4 separate regions of the Homo sapiens genome follow, and all the other regions are linked to region 1. The links are chromatin contacts, found by Hi-C or POLR2A ChIA-PET in ENCODE. All regions are on one chromosome and are shown on one strand. The core of a region is the stretch at or near the end of the contact, and the rest is flanking DNA. Distances in the headings are between cores, read along the strand shown.

Evidence for each region. Hi-C counts contacts between places; a loop is a spot of excess contacts on that map. ChIA-PET counts read pairs that join two places held with the same protein, here RNA polymerase II (POLR2A). Pooled maps may share reads with other maps.
Region 2: a loop to region 1 is called in a map of CD8-positive, alpha-beta T cell, with 8 times the contacts of the local background. The contact joins the promoter of ATG14 here to the promoter of SAMD4A in region 1. A Hi-C loop is called at or near these places in 2 of 168 maps with a recorded cell type or tissue (CD8-positive, alpha-beta T cell and PC-9) and 7 of 50 pooled maps. POLR2A ChIA-PET finds 5 or more read pairs at or near these places in 1 of 52 experiments (T-cell).
Region 3: a loop to region 1 is called in a map of CD4-positive, alpha-beta memory T cell, with 6 times the contacts of the local background. The contact joins the enhancer-like site here to the promoter of SAMD4A in region 1. A Hi-C loop is called at or near these places in 1 of 168 maps with a recorded cell type or tissue (CD4-positive, alpha-beta memory T cell), 2 of 37 single-sample maps with no recorded cell type and 9 of 50 pooled maps. POLR2A ChIA-PET finds 5 or more read pairs at or near these places in 1 of 52 experiments (MCF 10A).
Region 4: a map of B cell shows a loop between it and region 1 (35-fold over the local background). The contact joins the promoter of DLGAP5 here to the promoter of SAMD4A in region 1. A Hi-C loop is called at or near these places in 1 of 168 maps with a recorded cell type or tissue (B cell) and 7 of 50 pooled maps. POLR2A ChIA-PET finds 5 or more read pairs at or near these places in 1 of 52 experiments (GM12878).

Annotation. Positions count from the first base shown.
Region 1 is chr14:54,565,696-54,569,107 of GRCh38, forward strand. SAMD4A (sterile alpha motif domain containing 4A) reads left to right here and starts at 1,433. Exons shown (of 13, transcript NM_015589.6): 1 at 1,433-1,643; 2 at 1,801-2,417. The coding sequence starts at 2,222. RefSeq lists silencers at 215-344, 905-954, 1,075-1,264, 2,105-2,164, 2,405-2,464.
Region 2 is chr14:55,409,528-55,413,128 of GRCh38, forward strand. ATG14 (autophagy related 14) reads right to left here and starts at 2,303. Exons shown (of 10, transcript NM_014924.5): 1 at 2,075-2,303. The coding sequence starts at 2,295. It also overlaps a transcript of FBXO34 not described here. RefSeq lists a silencer at 2,293-2,592.
Region 3 is chr14:55,096,534-55,100,075 of GRCh38, forward strand. The region is part of intron 1 of LOC124903318 (a long non-coding RNA gene); the gene reads right to left. Among named protein-coding and RNA genes, the nearest start is that of LGALS3, 31 kb to the right of the region's middle. RefSeq lists an enhancer at 2,171-2,270. Within about 2 kb of position 1,963, at least 18 of the 41 ENCODE cell types and tissues checked have a DNase peak (open chromatin) inside an H3K27ac peak, as active enhancers do.
Region 4 is chr14:55,189,467-55,193,250 of GRCh38, forward strand. DLGAP5 (DLG associated protein 5) reads right to left here and starts at 2,119. Exons shown (of 19, transcript NM_014750.5): 1 at 1,997-2,119. It overlaps LOC105370508 (a long non-coding RNA gene), which reads left to right and starts at 2,207. Exons shown (of 2, transcript XR_943888.3): 1 at 2,207-2,336. RefSeq lists enhancers at 1,309-1,862, 1,863-2,415.

The sequences.
Region 1 (3,412 bases), core at 183-2,682:
GCAGCGGGTGGCAGCACCGCCCCCGCCCGAGCGCCCTCGGGTCCCTTTCTGCCGGGGCTCCAGTGGCTTGAGTGTCCCGACCCCTCCAGAACACGCAGGCGGCCGCAGGAAGAAATTCACCCGGACCCGTCCTCTTCCCCGAACTTCTTCGTTCCTCTCGGAGGTTCCTTCTACCCGACCCCTCTGCGCCACCAGCTCCTCCCACTCCGCTCCCCTCCCCTTTTTCTGGTCCCCACTTAGGAATCCGTCCCCCCGCCCTGCGCCGGGTCCGGGGTTCCTCCCCCCGGCTCCCCCCGCGTGCCGTCGCCGCCGCCCGGGTTCCTCTCCCCCCGCTCGGGCGCTCCCTGCCAAGCCCATGATGTAATGGTGTATGTTAATCAGTAGCATGTGGGGAGCTCCGGCTCGGGCGGCTCAGTCCTCCGCGAGCCGACACTGGAGGCAGCAGCAGCGGCGGCTGCAGCGGCCCCGACTCGAAGCACCGCACTCTCCCCGCGCCGCCCGCCCCGACGGCATGGCCCGCGGCCGGCGCTCCGGGCGCCCCCAACCCCGCTGAGAGCCGCCGCGGCCCCGGACCCGCGCAAGGGCCCCCGAGCCGCCGGGATGAGCCGCGCCGAGGTGAGCGCTCCCTCCCTACGGCCCTCGGCGGGGGACCCGCGGGTCACTGGGGGTCCCCTCCCCGGGGGCTTCCCCCTCCGCCCGAGAAGTTCTGGGAGCCGGAAGCAGCGTGTTGTTGGAAGCTAGCGGCTCCTTGAAGGCTGAGTCGCTGGGTTCTCCTCCCCGCCGGCGGCGGCCACGAGAACCGGGATGGGACTGGGGGAACCCCCGCAGCCGAACTTTCTTTGCTGTCGTTGGGGGGCGTGTGCCTGCGGCGCCGATCCGCATTCCCCGCGGGGCCGCCCCGCTGGCCGAAGGGAGCAGCGCTGCGGACCCCGGCCGTCCCCTCGCGGGGCGTGTGCCCAGCGCTGTGCCGCCCTCGGCCTGCGACGCGCGGGCGAGGCTCCGGGCCGGACAGACCAGCCCGTAGGCGGCGGCGGCAGGATGCCTGCCACACACGCGCGCACACACACACGCACACGCGCGCGCACAGTGACCGCTCCGGCCGGAGCAGGCCCAGGGAGACCTCCCGGGTGGGCTGGTGCGGCGCGGCGCGGGGGAGCCGGGGCTCTGGGTTGCGCCGCCGCCCGCTGGGCGCGGAGCTTTGGGTGGAGAGAGTTTATTTTTGTCTCGAGCTGCTGCCGCGGCTGCTCACGGCCTAAATCCAGAGGGGCGCCTGGCGGTGGAGATGCTGGCTGTTGCTGTAGATGGAGCTGCAGCCGCTCGGCTGCTTCTCTGGGAGGAGGAGGAGGAGTAAGAGGAGGAGGAAGGAACTCGGGCTGCCGCTGCCTCCGCCTCTGCTTTGCATTAGCTCCCACCCCCACCCCCGCGCCCCTTCGCAGCCGCATTGCAAGTTTTCTGCGCGGGGAAGATCTGTTGCTGGTGCTGGCGTTCTTAAGCACGGCGCCCGAGGCCACCCCAGGCGGGCCGTGAGGGGAGCACCAGCCGTTGGCAGCGGCAGCAACAGGAAGCCGCGGGGTCTCCTCCCGCACCTGGGAAGCAGGCTTCTCGCTGTTACCCGGTGGGGAATAGCCCATCTCCCACATCGGGTGCGGAGGGGGCGGAGGGGGCGGCTGGATTTCGGCGAACCCAACCTTCCGCGGGACGCCCCCTCCCCTGGCCCCAGCACCCTCTGATGCCCTCGTCCCCCCAGGGCGCGCTCCTCCGCTAGCCGAGGTCTCACTGCAGCTCTTTCTCTCCTTCCAGTGGTGATCGCCGCTCGGGAATGCGGGCGTGAAGGGTCCGAGTTGCCGCCCAGCGGGGAGGAGACCCCAGGACGCCGGAAATCACCATCCCAAAGCTGCAAGAAGGGGGGAGAAAGCATTCTTCATTCAGTTGTGTGCCTTGTGGGGGATTTTTAAAAAGTCGTTTTTTTTTTTAAAGAAACATTTCCGTGCTACTGTCTGTCATCGTCTCTGGGGAAATCAGCCAGAACCACCGGAACGTAACTGAAACCAGACAAGAGAGGCAGGAGCCCAGGCAGTACCTGCAGCGTCCGGGCACCAGAGCCACCTTGGAACAGGAACGCGTCTCCGGCCGCGGGGCTGCGGCTCCGCCAAACTTTGGGGCGGGCGGGGCGGGCTGGGGCGCCCAGGGGGCTCTGTAGACCGAGGGCGGCCCCCTAACCATGATGTTTCGCGACCAGGTCGGGGTGCTGGCGGGCTGGTTTAAGGGCTGGAACGAGTGCGAGCAGACTGTTGCGCTGCTGTCGCTGCTCAAGCGCGTGAGCCAGACCCAGGCCCGCTTCCTCCAGCTCTGCCTGGAGCACTCGCTGGCCGACTGCGCCGAGCTGCACGTCCTCGAACGCGAGGCCAACAGCCCCGGTAAGTGTGCGGCGGCCGCCGCCGCCGTCCCGCCTGCCCAACCCCCGCTCCTCCCTCCGCTTCTCTGCCTCGGGCCAGGCCGAGGCCAGTCCCTGCCAGCCGCGCCGGGACCTGGACGGCGTGGCCCCGAGGCCCTCGGAATCCACCCCCTCCGGGTGTCCCCCCACTACCGCCCCCCACCTACTTACCTCCGCCGGCCGCTTTGGGATTTTGCCCACTGTGAACTCCGTCAGCCCTTTCCGTGTGGTAGCTACGGTAGCATGAATGATTGATTTTTCTCTCATGCAGTTTCCTGGGAAATAAGTAAGTCAGGTCACGTAGAGTCTGGATTTTCTGGGTGTGTGTGTTTTTTCCTTCCTCCTCCTTCTTTTGGGCAACGTGGCTCGCTGGATTTCAGCAACACATGATAGATGCCCGGGACTGCCCTTCAGAAGCCAAGCTTGGATAAGGCTGTGTGAGGAGTACATGAAAATCCAATTTTATTATTCATTTTTCCCCACAGATATTCTGGTTTTAGAGCTTCGTCTTCAGAATAATATGCAGGTGACGCTAGAGACTAGTAAAATGACATTTGCAGCATATATATATATATATATATATATATATATATATATATATATATATATATAATGCGGTTAAGCTTACTGCTCGTGACATTATCCATATTGATACGGATCTTGTAGAAAAAAAGGGTCTTGGAGAAAGGACAGGCATGAAGTGGGTTACTTAATGCTTTTCGTTAGGAAACTTTACTGAATAGAACAGAATCGTTTCATATTACCCTGCTAGTATTTACAGACACCTCAACTAGTATGGAAAGTGAATATAGTCGAAAGGTCCAGCAGTTTCCTATTTGCTAGCGTGGGTGGTGACAGACTGAAATTATATCCTGGAGGGTAGGAGGAGGCTGGGGGATGGGGGGAAAGTCTGATGGTTGTGATTTTGGATAGGGGGAAATTCTTTAGTTCATGCTGCTGCAGGAGGGTGAACAGAGT
Region 2 (3,601 bases), core at 1,053-3,552, 840 kb after region 1:
GATCAGAAAGAGTCTAACGTATGAGCAGGCACCTAAAAAAAAAAACAAAGGAGGCAGCCCTGAAGATTTCTGAGAGAAAGAGTTCCTGGCTGTCTAAATACCACTGCGAAGGTCCTGAGGAAGGAGTGTTCTTGGTATGTTTGAGGACAGACAAGGAGGCCACAGTGGCACAGCAGATTAGGTAAGGGAGAAAATAATAGGAGATTAAATCAGAGGAACAGATAATATAGAACTTTGGTTAAGGACTCCAGCTTTTACTTTGGGTAAAGTGAAAAACCACTGGAAGATTTGAACAGAAATGGAGGAGTAGCATAACTGTGGCTGCAATATGGAAATTGTACAAAAGGGGAGCAAGGACGGAAGCAGAGACATAAGAGGAAATAAGTTTATGTCTCTGGTAGATTGGACCAGGTGATGGTGAAAGGGTAAGATTTAAGATAAGTTTTGAAGAGTAGATGGGATTTGTTGTAAGATAAGTTTTGAAGAGTAGATGGGATTTGTTGATGGGACTAAACAGAGTTGGGTTAAGAGAGGAGTCAAGGAGAACTGAAAGGTTTTTTAGCCTGAACCAAAGGAACAATGAGATTGACATTTACTGGGTTGGGATGAGCATGGGAAAACAGATTTATGATGGAAAACAAGGAGTTCAGTTTGCCATATTAAAATGAAGATATCTATTACAAATCTAAAAATATTGATGTTGAATAAGCAGCTGTTTTCTGGACTTTAGAGAAGACTAGGTTGGAGATACAAGTCTGGCAGTCTTAAGCATATAGATGGTATTTAAATTATGTGAATAGACATAGTAAAACGTGTAGACAGACAAGAAGGTCCAGAACCAAATCCTCGATTCACTCCATCAGTTAGACATTTCCATCTCATACCCCGTATTCTTATAACTGGTTTAATTTTTAAAGCTATCACTTACTACATAAGCAGTTTCTAAAGTCATCAAGAGCACCAATAAGACACAGCAACAAAACTAAAAAAGAGTTTGTCATTCAAACCTCCTCAAAAGAGAAAGGAAAGAACTCCATCCACGATCACAGAAATACTAAGAACTCAAAACATTCCCAAATATAGAGGATATAAAGTCTAGTGGTTAAGTGCGGGTACATAGGTCCAAGCTGTCTGAATTTTAATTCTTGTACCAACACTTAACTATTTGTGTGACCTGGGGCAAAGCACTTACTGTGCAGCTTCCTAATAAGTTGGGGATAAGTCATTCGGTTGTTGCGAATGAATTAATACCTGAATTTTTGTGCTCAGAATGCTAGCTATCTTACTATCATTGACTATCATTGACACTAAATTGTTGAAACATAAGTTGAGAGTGGGAGATCCTGCAGCTAATCACACTAATTTTTCAATTTTCTTAACCAAGAACTTGTAGCTGTTTAGATTTCGAAATGAAACCAAAACATTTTCCTAAAGGCAATTCTCTTAACTAAAAGCATGCAGCTCCCAATCTGAATTTTAAAACAAGGCCAAAACACGTTCCCAAATTCCTAAGAATCTAAAATAATCTTTAGAGGCAGGGAGGGGAAAGGGGCGTTAACAGCAAGCCTCAATTCACACATTAGAGTAAGCATGTCTGATAACAAAGTCCATCTGTGACAGACTACCAGGCCCAAATCCCTCTAAAGCAGTTATTTGATTCTCTTCTACTCTCTCCTCTAGAGAATGAGTATAAATATGCTTTCGAAAATAGAAAGCCAAGCTTTTGAATGGGAGTACATACAGCAAAGAGCTGGGAATCTAACTTAATGGCAGCAACGGGAAAACTTCTCCAGAGAGTCACCACTTATTCCTTTTTTCCCCAGTGACCAAGAGCACCGTGGGGTCAAACTCCTCTTGGGTGGGTGATGGGGAAACGGCGACCTTCCCTCATCTGGCCCCTACGCTGTCCTCTGGTAGCAAAGCTCCGGTGCAGAGCAGCTAGCTACACTCCCTCTCTCTCGCTCCTCTCGCTGGTATCTGGTGCCCGGACGGGGAGCCCCAGGTTCCAGCCTTCGGCTGCCTGGCTGGAGGACACACAGCAGAAGAAACAATAGGGCCGTGGCGGCCGCCGTACCTCTCCCGGTCGCGGCCGTCGAAGTAGACGAAATCGCCGCTCTGAACGCATTTGGCGCAGGTCAGCCGCCGGCGGGTAGTGTTGCACAGCGGGCAGCGCTCCACAGCCACGTACAGCCCCTCCGCATCGTCCACGGAGTCCACCAGGTCCCGGGCGAGCGGCCGGGGCCCGCAGCCAGGAGCCTCCAGCGCCCGGGCTCCCTTCCCACTGGGAGACGCCATGATGGCCTGAGAGGAGAGCCAGTCACGTGGGATTTTGTTTTCAACCGGGTGCATTCTGGGCCAGGAGGAGGGGCCTGGGGAAGGGGGGCTGGGATGCCGGCGAGCCCCCGGACCCCTCCGCCGCCGCGTGTTCCTGTCCCGGGCACTGTTGTTTTTCCGGTCTGCTGAGGGGCAACAGGTCCCGAAGCAGGGGGAGAGTTATATTAGAGGGGCTAGTCGGCCAAACAAAATGTCATCTGCTGGCTCAGGCCAAGACTACGAGTTAAAGCCTCAAACTTGTGCAGAAAATTGTAATACCATACCCTAAGGATTCTGGGAAAACGGAATGGGAGCGGAATAAGGGAATTTAACTTGCTGTGGATGCTTTAAAATCTGGCTAAACTACAGCAAACAAAGTAGGGTGAAGGGGCTGGGTCTTGGAACTAGGTTGAATTTTGGCTCACTCACCTGCTTAATAGCTGTGTGACTTGGGGCAAGTTCCTTAATCTCTCTGCGCCTGTTCTCTCGTGTTAAATGGATAGAATTATAGTACCCATCTAATGCCGTGAGGATTAATATGGTTAATAGTATTATACTTTACCAATAGTGAAAACAACCAAAGTGAACGTGCAAAATCAGAATTGTATCCTTCTGAAAAGTTAATCACGTGGCTAACGTACCTTCCCTACCCTGGGCCATGCTCTAAGAGAATTTGAACTAGGTAGATGGTTAGGACTTCCCTTCAAGTTTCTTTTGGTGGATAGGGGATATATAAGGTGATGTGTTGGGAGGATCATATCAGAGTAATTAGTGTTTGAATATGCCTCTAAACTACAGAGAAAAGTGAGTTTATAGGTGAGATTAAATAGACCAGTGATTCTCAAGGATGATTTTACTAGGCTATCTACTGATAAACTGCCCTGAATTCTCTCTCTAGCCAGGATTCCTTTCTCAAGTTCCATACCCAAAGATCCAGAACTACTTACTAGGTATCAGGTGACATTCCAGGACACCACAAACTCAAAGTGTTGGAAACTGACTTCTGCCTCCCTACAAACCTGTTTTCTTACTTTGGTAAAGGACGTAATCACTGATGATTTACAGCCAAGAGCCATGATTCATATTAGCCCGTCCCTCCCTGTTAATCTCCACATCACCATCGAAAACTGGTGATTCTACAAGCTAATTAGGTCTTGAATCTGAGCCCTTTGCTCCTCCGTCTTCTTAATCTTACCCAGTCTTTTTAAATACAAATCACGTAGGATTACAAAAACAAGCAAAAGCAAAAATTCTCTATATTCAGAATACAGTTTACACTAAACTTGAA
Region 3 (3,542 bases), core at 713-3,212, 530 kb after region 1:
TATTTATTTTTTATTTTATGTTTTTGAGATGGAGTCTCACTCTGTTGCCCAGGCTGGAGTGCAATGGCATGATCTCAGCACATTGCAACCTCCGCCTCCCAGGTTCAAGCAATTCTCATGCCTCAGCCTCCAGAGTAGCCGGGATTACAGGTGCCCACCACCATGCCAGGCTAATTTATTTTGTATTTTTAGTAGAGGTGGGGTTTCACCATGTTGGCCAGCTGGTCTCGAACTCCTGACCTCAAGTAATCTGCCTGCCTCGGCCTCCTAAAGTGCTGGGATTACAGGCGTGAGCCACCGCACCCAGCCCTATTTGTTTTTTAAAAATTTGTTTTAACACAGCAAAATTTCATCATGAAATGTTGGTAGTTTTTAAAGTTCCCCAGATGATTCTAATTGAAGCCAAGATTGCGAGACAACCATTAGCCTTGGATCCAAATAAGAACCTCCCCCACAAGTTCAGCTGTGGCCCAGTCTAGATTGTTTGGGTGGAGTTCTAAGTGGGGTATTAAATGGTCTCTTTCCCTAGACTTGTCACCTGCACATACCTCTCAAGGAGTAGTGGGGCCAGTGGTGGCCCCAGTAGGAGGCTAATCGTAAATTTGGGATCACGGCCCGAATAGTTATACATCTTACCACAGCCAGCGGCAGGTAGACTCATTAGGAAGTAGGTGTTAAAATAATCTAGGTAAAAGTCAGTGAGGGCTCGACCAGGGTCAGGGCAGCAGAGGAAGGCAGGCAGAGGCAGAACCCGCACCACTGAGCAGCTGAGGAAATCTAGGATCTACAGAGTTGGAACCAAATTCCGGAATGAATCTGGCCTGTTGTGGAGGGGATCCCAGCCCTACAGAGGCCCTGGTTGCCTGCCCGCTAGTATCTGCACAGTCTTGCTAGAGGGGATAAAAGCAGAAAGCTTAGAGGGTTTGCACTAGGAGATCCTGGCAAGAGATGCTGGTGTCTACAGGGCTCTTTAGAAGAAGGTGCTACAGCCAATTTGCTGTTGGACCAAAGGAAACAAACTAAAATTGAATAGGAAAGAGAAGAGTCAGGAGAGCAAAAGAGGTCCATCAGAAAAAGATAATGATCCCTTTATGGCCCAACATTCTGTGACCTCAGGGAAGAGTGACACAGGTGATGTGGCACTACTGGTGAGGCAGCAAGGAGCCCCCTGCTCATCAAAGTCCTTCTCCCCCCAGCTCCCTATTGCCTGTAATTCCACTATTGGGTCAATTCTATTTGGATTAATAAGCATCGCTCATTCATTATTGTCATCTGCTAAAACACAGATTCCTGAAAGGACTAACAATTTGATTAGCAACAATTTAGTGGAATTGGTTTATGATGTATTCAGCCAGTGTGAGTGCCTACTCACTAGGAAGTCAGATACAATAGAAACAAGAACTTGTCAAGGTGACTAAGAAGACTCGATTCAATTCAGAAGTATCTACTAGACATTTCCTGGTCACCTGACAAGGTAGGAAAACAGAAAAATGCATGATACTGTCACCTCCCTCAAGGAGCTTTTAGCCTTGTTGGGAGGAATTCAAGCACACCAAAGCCACAGACAGAACAAGCAACTGCTTATTAAACTGTTAACATAGTCAAGGGCCAACATGAAGAGCAGAGCTAAATGCCTTCATGTCAAAGAGCCTTTTCAGAAGCTCTCATGATTGAATCACACTGACCCTTTTCATTAGGGAGCCTGGAAAATAAGCTATTACAACCCCACTGTTATCGAAATATTAACCTGGGTGTAACTTCCTGGTTCTAAGGAACCATAGTTTCTACCCTGCACCAGAAGTCTTGCCTTTGCACTACTGAGAGTCATTAATAAGCGTTTCAGTGTGTGTAGGAGCCCACCTACCTTCTCTCTTTGTCCTCCCAACTCTGGCCATGTGCCACATCTTCTGGGTTGGCTGAGTAGTTTCACATTTACTAATCACCCACAAGACACATGGTTCCTGTCTATCTCAGTCATGCTCACAAGGAACCCTCGTGAGGAAACCTCACAAGCTCCTGTCTCGGGCTGTCACTGGAAGACAGGACTGTAACCATCAAGAAATTGGAAAAAAAGAAGCAAGATTTAGGCAGGGCATGGTGACTAGTGCCTGTAACCCCAGCACTTTGGGAAGCTGAGGCAGGAAGGATTGCTTGAGTCTAGAAGTTCGAGACCAGCCTGGGCAACATAGCATGAACCCATCTCTACCAAAAAAAAAAAAGAAAGAAAGAAAGAAGGAAGCAGCAGCAGAAGAAGCAGAAAAAGAAACAGAAGAAGAAGCAGAAGAAGAAGTGGAAGAAGCAGCAGAAGCAGAAGAAAGGAAAGAAGTATGGGCCAGGTGTGATGGCTCATGTCTGTAGTCCCAGCACTTTGAGAGGCCAAGGCAGGTATATTGCTTAAGCCTAGGAGTTTGAAACCAGTCTGGGCAACATGGTGAAACCCCACCTTTACAAAAATTACAAAAATTACAAAAATTAGCCAGGTATGGTGGTGTGCTCCTGTAGTCCTCGCTACTCTGGAGGCTGAGGTGAGAGGATCACTTGAACTTGGAAGGTGGTGGCTGCAGTGAGCCATGGTCAACCACTACACCCCAGCCTGGGCACAGAATGAGACCTTGTGTCAAAAAAAAACAAAACAAAACAAAACAAAAAAACAAAAAAAAAAACTATAAGTCACAAGGGTGTATCTATTTATAAAAAATTGTTGAATTGTATACTTAGGACTTGTGCATTTCTATATATATAAATTTTACCTTTAAAAATGTGAGCAGGCCAGGCACGATGGCTCATGCCTGTAGTCCCAGAGCTTTGGTAGGCCAAGGCAGGCGGATCACCTGAGGTCAGGAGTTTGAGACCAGCCTAGCCAACATGGTGAAACCCCATCTCTACTAAAAATACAAAAAATTAGCAGGGCGTGGTGGCAGGCACCTGTAGTCCCAGCTACTCGGGAAGCTGAGGCAGGAGAATTGCTTGAACCCAGGAGGCAGAGGTTGTGGTGAGCCAAGATCACACCATTGCACTCCAGCCTGGGCGACAAGAGCGAGACTTTGTCTCAAAAAAAAAAAAAAAAAAAAAAGGTTAGCAAATTGAACTCTGGTTAGGTTTACTTTTAGCAGTGCTATGGACTAGCAATTCTGAAACTACATTCTGTGTATTCTTGAGCTTAAGTCTAAGGGGAACCAGATTTTTCACTGTTGGGGAAAGAAGTTACAAATATGGAAAGTTTATTACATTGGAACTGGAGTTAATCAGTAGGAATTCATATTTTCTAATATACATCTATGTCTCTATAGCTATTTCTGTGTGTATATATGTGTGTGTATAATCTATTGCCTAATCCTGTCTGCTGACAGGGCCTACAAGCAACGACACACCAATAGGAATGAGCATGTAAGCACCCAGGTCTTGGTTTCTAAATATCATGCTTCACTAAAGGAACCAGGGATCCTTGAGAAATGGTTTATTCCAAAGCTGGAGCAGGAAAAGCTGGAGAGGATTAGCCTGAAACATCTTGTGCCAAAATGTAAGGAAGTGCTCCAAGAAAA
Region 4 (3,784 bases), core at 869-3,368, 620 kb after region 1:
AAAGAAAAGCGTGAAATAAAGGTGAAAATAGGTTAAGTGAAGGACCATGTACACAAGGGTTTCCTTACCCATGATGAGGAATGCAGGTAGTCTAACATTTCTTCTAAAGCCAAAAGAAAACCAAAAACAAACAAAAACCCCACACCAGGTACCTATTAGTCATATAGGGATAATCAATAGGCAACCGGATACAGATAGAGTTGGATAGAGAGGCACAGGGCAAAGTATGTGGAAAGGAACAAGGAGCTTCCATGCTCTCTCAGGTAGCACCACTGTTTAGGAACCTTCATGTATTCACCTAAGAAGCTCTCCAAACACAGGTGTTTTTTTTTGGTTTTTATGGCAGCTTCATTACATAAGCATGAGTGATTAAATCATTGACCACTGGTGATCAAGTCAACCTTCAGCTCCTCTCCCCTCCCCAGAGGTTGTGAGGTGGGGCTGAAAATGCCAACTCTCGAGAAATCCTGCCTTGGTCTGTCTAGTGACCAGCCCCAATCCTGAAGCTATTTAGAGGCATCCAGCTATCAGTCAATCATTAGCATACAAAAAGGTACCACTTTGAAGACTCCAAGGATTTTAGTAGTTGTTTGCCAGAAAACAGAACAAGACCAAATATATAGTTCACAATAACCCTATCAGTTTGCTCCATTATTTTCATCCATACAAGAAATCATACAGTTTAGGCCGGCACGGTGGCTTAGGCCTGTAATCCTACCACTTTGGGAGGTCGAGGCAGGACTGCTTGAGCCCAGGAGTTTGAGACCAGCCTGGGCAACATAACACGACCCCGTCTCTATAAATTTTAAAAAAGAAAAGCCATACACACACACACACACACACACACACGCACAAAATCATATAGTTTAATTGGCACATGCCTTTTTCTTGGAAAGATCTTTGAGAATGTATTCAAGCAAAACAAAAGAGGACAATAAAGACGACGTCAGTAGATCCAACTAGGGAGAACAAAGAAAATTAGAAAGTTTGAGGGGGTCACCTGTGTAGCTGGTATAGAGAACTACCAAGCCAAACTGGAGAAAGGATACTGATTCTCAGAAGTCTTGGCAGTTAAAAAACAAAAACAAAAAAAGGTAAGGGGGAGGCTCTGTGATAGACACACTATGGTATATTCTTCAACAAGAATTAACTAAATCCACTAGAAAACTCCAGATAATAGAAAAATTGGCACAAGTAATGCAATACATTGTTACATGATTCTAAGCAATCAACAAAATATAAAAAACGAGAATCTGTCTGACCTGCATGCTAATAACATTCTCCTCTAAGACCCAAGGAAAGTGACAATGGACTGTGCTTTTCATAAAGAACTGTCTTCTACTATTTATCTCCTGCAATATTAATTCGCTAAAGATTGAAGAAAAATTAAGACTTATGTATTAAATACAGGATAGCACTATCCACAGCAAGAGAAAGAGCGAGCGAGGACAACATTAAAGGTACAATTATCAGAATAACCCTGAAAGGTAGTTAACTATTATCGCTCTCATACAGATGAGGTCAATTAACTGCTCACATTAGCATATCTAAAAGGTGGTGAAGCTGGGATCCCAAGCAAGGCAGCCCTGGCTCCACACACACCTAAATTTTGTTTGGCTGAGTGGCGTTTCCTCCAGCTTGAAAGTCCAGAATGCGTTAATCTTGCTTGACTAGAGGTTCTCAACCGGGCGTTTTTAGTTGCCATGGGACCTGGGAAGAGCTACGGGAATTTAATGTCGGAGCTAGTGAAGAACAGTTTCACCCCAAAGGTCAATTACGCCCCGGTGGTGAAACGCTGACTATTACAGAGGTCAGGGCAAACATATGGACTCTTCTAAAGGCTCGCATTATCAGCTTCGGGAAGGGCAGGTAACACGGTCCTAAAGGAGCCTGCCTCTGACTTGCTCCCGCTCGCAGCCCCCGGTCCTCAGACCCTTCTAGACCTTCAACGGAAGCGGGCCAGTGTTCTCCGTCCAGCTCTCCAGCACCCACCTACCTGAGCCACCTTCTAGCGTGAAACCTCAACCAAACAAAAAGTAAAGAACACTCGGTCTGGACGACCACCGCCGACTCCGAAGCAGGAACCCTCACAACCCGAGCCTCCACGAAATTCAAACTTGCCGCACCGAGCCGCTGATTGGAGGGGCTTTAACCAACACTTCCGGGGAAGATCCCACCCCTTCCACTCAACGAGGCTTGCGATTGGTTTGCTCCGTGCGATATTTGAATTGATTGAAAGGTGAAGGGCCAGTTCAAAAGATGGGTGAGAGAGGGAAAATAGGCGGGACCGCGACGCGGGATGAGAAGGAGTGGAGCAGTCGGGGCGCTCACGTCAGGTGAAGGGCGGGAGTGGGCGGTGGAGCCCGAGGGGTGAGGCTGGGTCCCTGGCAAAGCTGGGCTGCGGGAAATCTCCCCCAGAGCTCGCAAGGCTTTTTTTTTTTTTCTTTTTTCTTTTTTTTGAGACAAGGTCTCTGTCCCTTAGGCTGGAGTATAGTGGGCACCGACCACTGCTCACTGCAGCCTTGAGCTGCTGTGTTCAAACCATCCTCCCACCTCAGCCTCCCGAGTAGCTGGGACTATAGGCGCGCACCACTACGCCTGGCTAACTTTAAAAAAATTCCGTAGAGACAGGGCCTCACTACGTTGACCAAGCTGGATTCAGGGCTTTTTAATGTCCTTGTTTAGTCACAGAATCTAGCAGACCTTCTTGGAATGTTTTCTTTACTAGACGTTTTAAAGAAAAGGCTTACCCCAATTATCAAATCCTTACATAGTTTAGCGTTACTTTTCAACGTCGCCAGCCCCCCTCCCCTTTTTTTTCTTTTTTAGTTCATTTTTTGTTGAGGCGAAGTTTTCGTATACAGTGAAAATAATAGTTTTTCCCCCCCAGTGGACAATTTGATGAGTTTGGTAAATGTAAACAGCTGTGTAACTACCACCCAATCAGGACGTAGAGCATTTCCATCACTCAGAAGAGTGGCCTGTTTCTTTCCTGTCCATCTCCCACCACATCAGCAACCACTCCTCTTATTTCTAGCACTATAAAAATGAAGGTGATAGGTACTCTTTTGGGTCTGCGTGAACCAGAAGTTAGTAGTGTTTGTTATTGAGAGGCATTCCATTGAATACTTTATGCATTCACCAGTTGATGGATTTGTATTGCTTTCAATTTTTGGTGATGATGAGCAAAGTTGCTATAACCATTCTCGTACAAGTCCTTGTGGGCATATTTTATTTATCTTGAGGAAATACAGGAGTGGAATTTCTGGGTCATTCTGGGTATGTTTAACTTAAAATTTTTTTTTTTTTTTAGAAGCAGGGTCTCTCCGTCCCCCAGGCTAGAGAGCAGTGGCACAATCATAGCTCATTGCAGCCTTGGCCTCTTGAATAGCTGGGACTATAGGCGGGTGCCGTCACCCATGTCTAACTTTGTAAGGAATTGCCAAGCAGTTTTCCAAAGTGGTTGTACCATTTTACAATTCCCACCAGCCACATATAAGAGTTCCACTTGTTTCACATGCTTTCCAGCACGTGGGGTTGTCAGTCTCTAATGTTCACCCTTCTGGCCAGGCACTGTGGCTTGCGCTTGTAATCCCAGCACTTTGGGAGGTCAAGGCGGGGGGATCACGAGGTCAAGAGATCAAGATCACCCTGGCCAATATGGTGAAATGCCGTCTCTGCTAAAAATACAAAAATTAGCCGGGTGTGGTGGTGCGCGCCTGTAGTCCCAGCTACTCAGGAGGCTGAGGCAGGAGAATCGCTTGAATCCAGGAGGTGGAGGTTG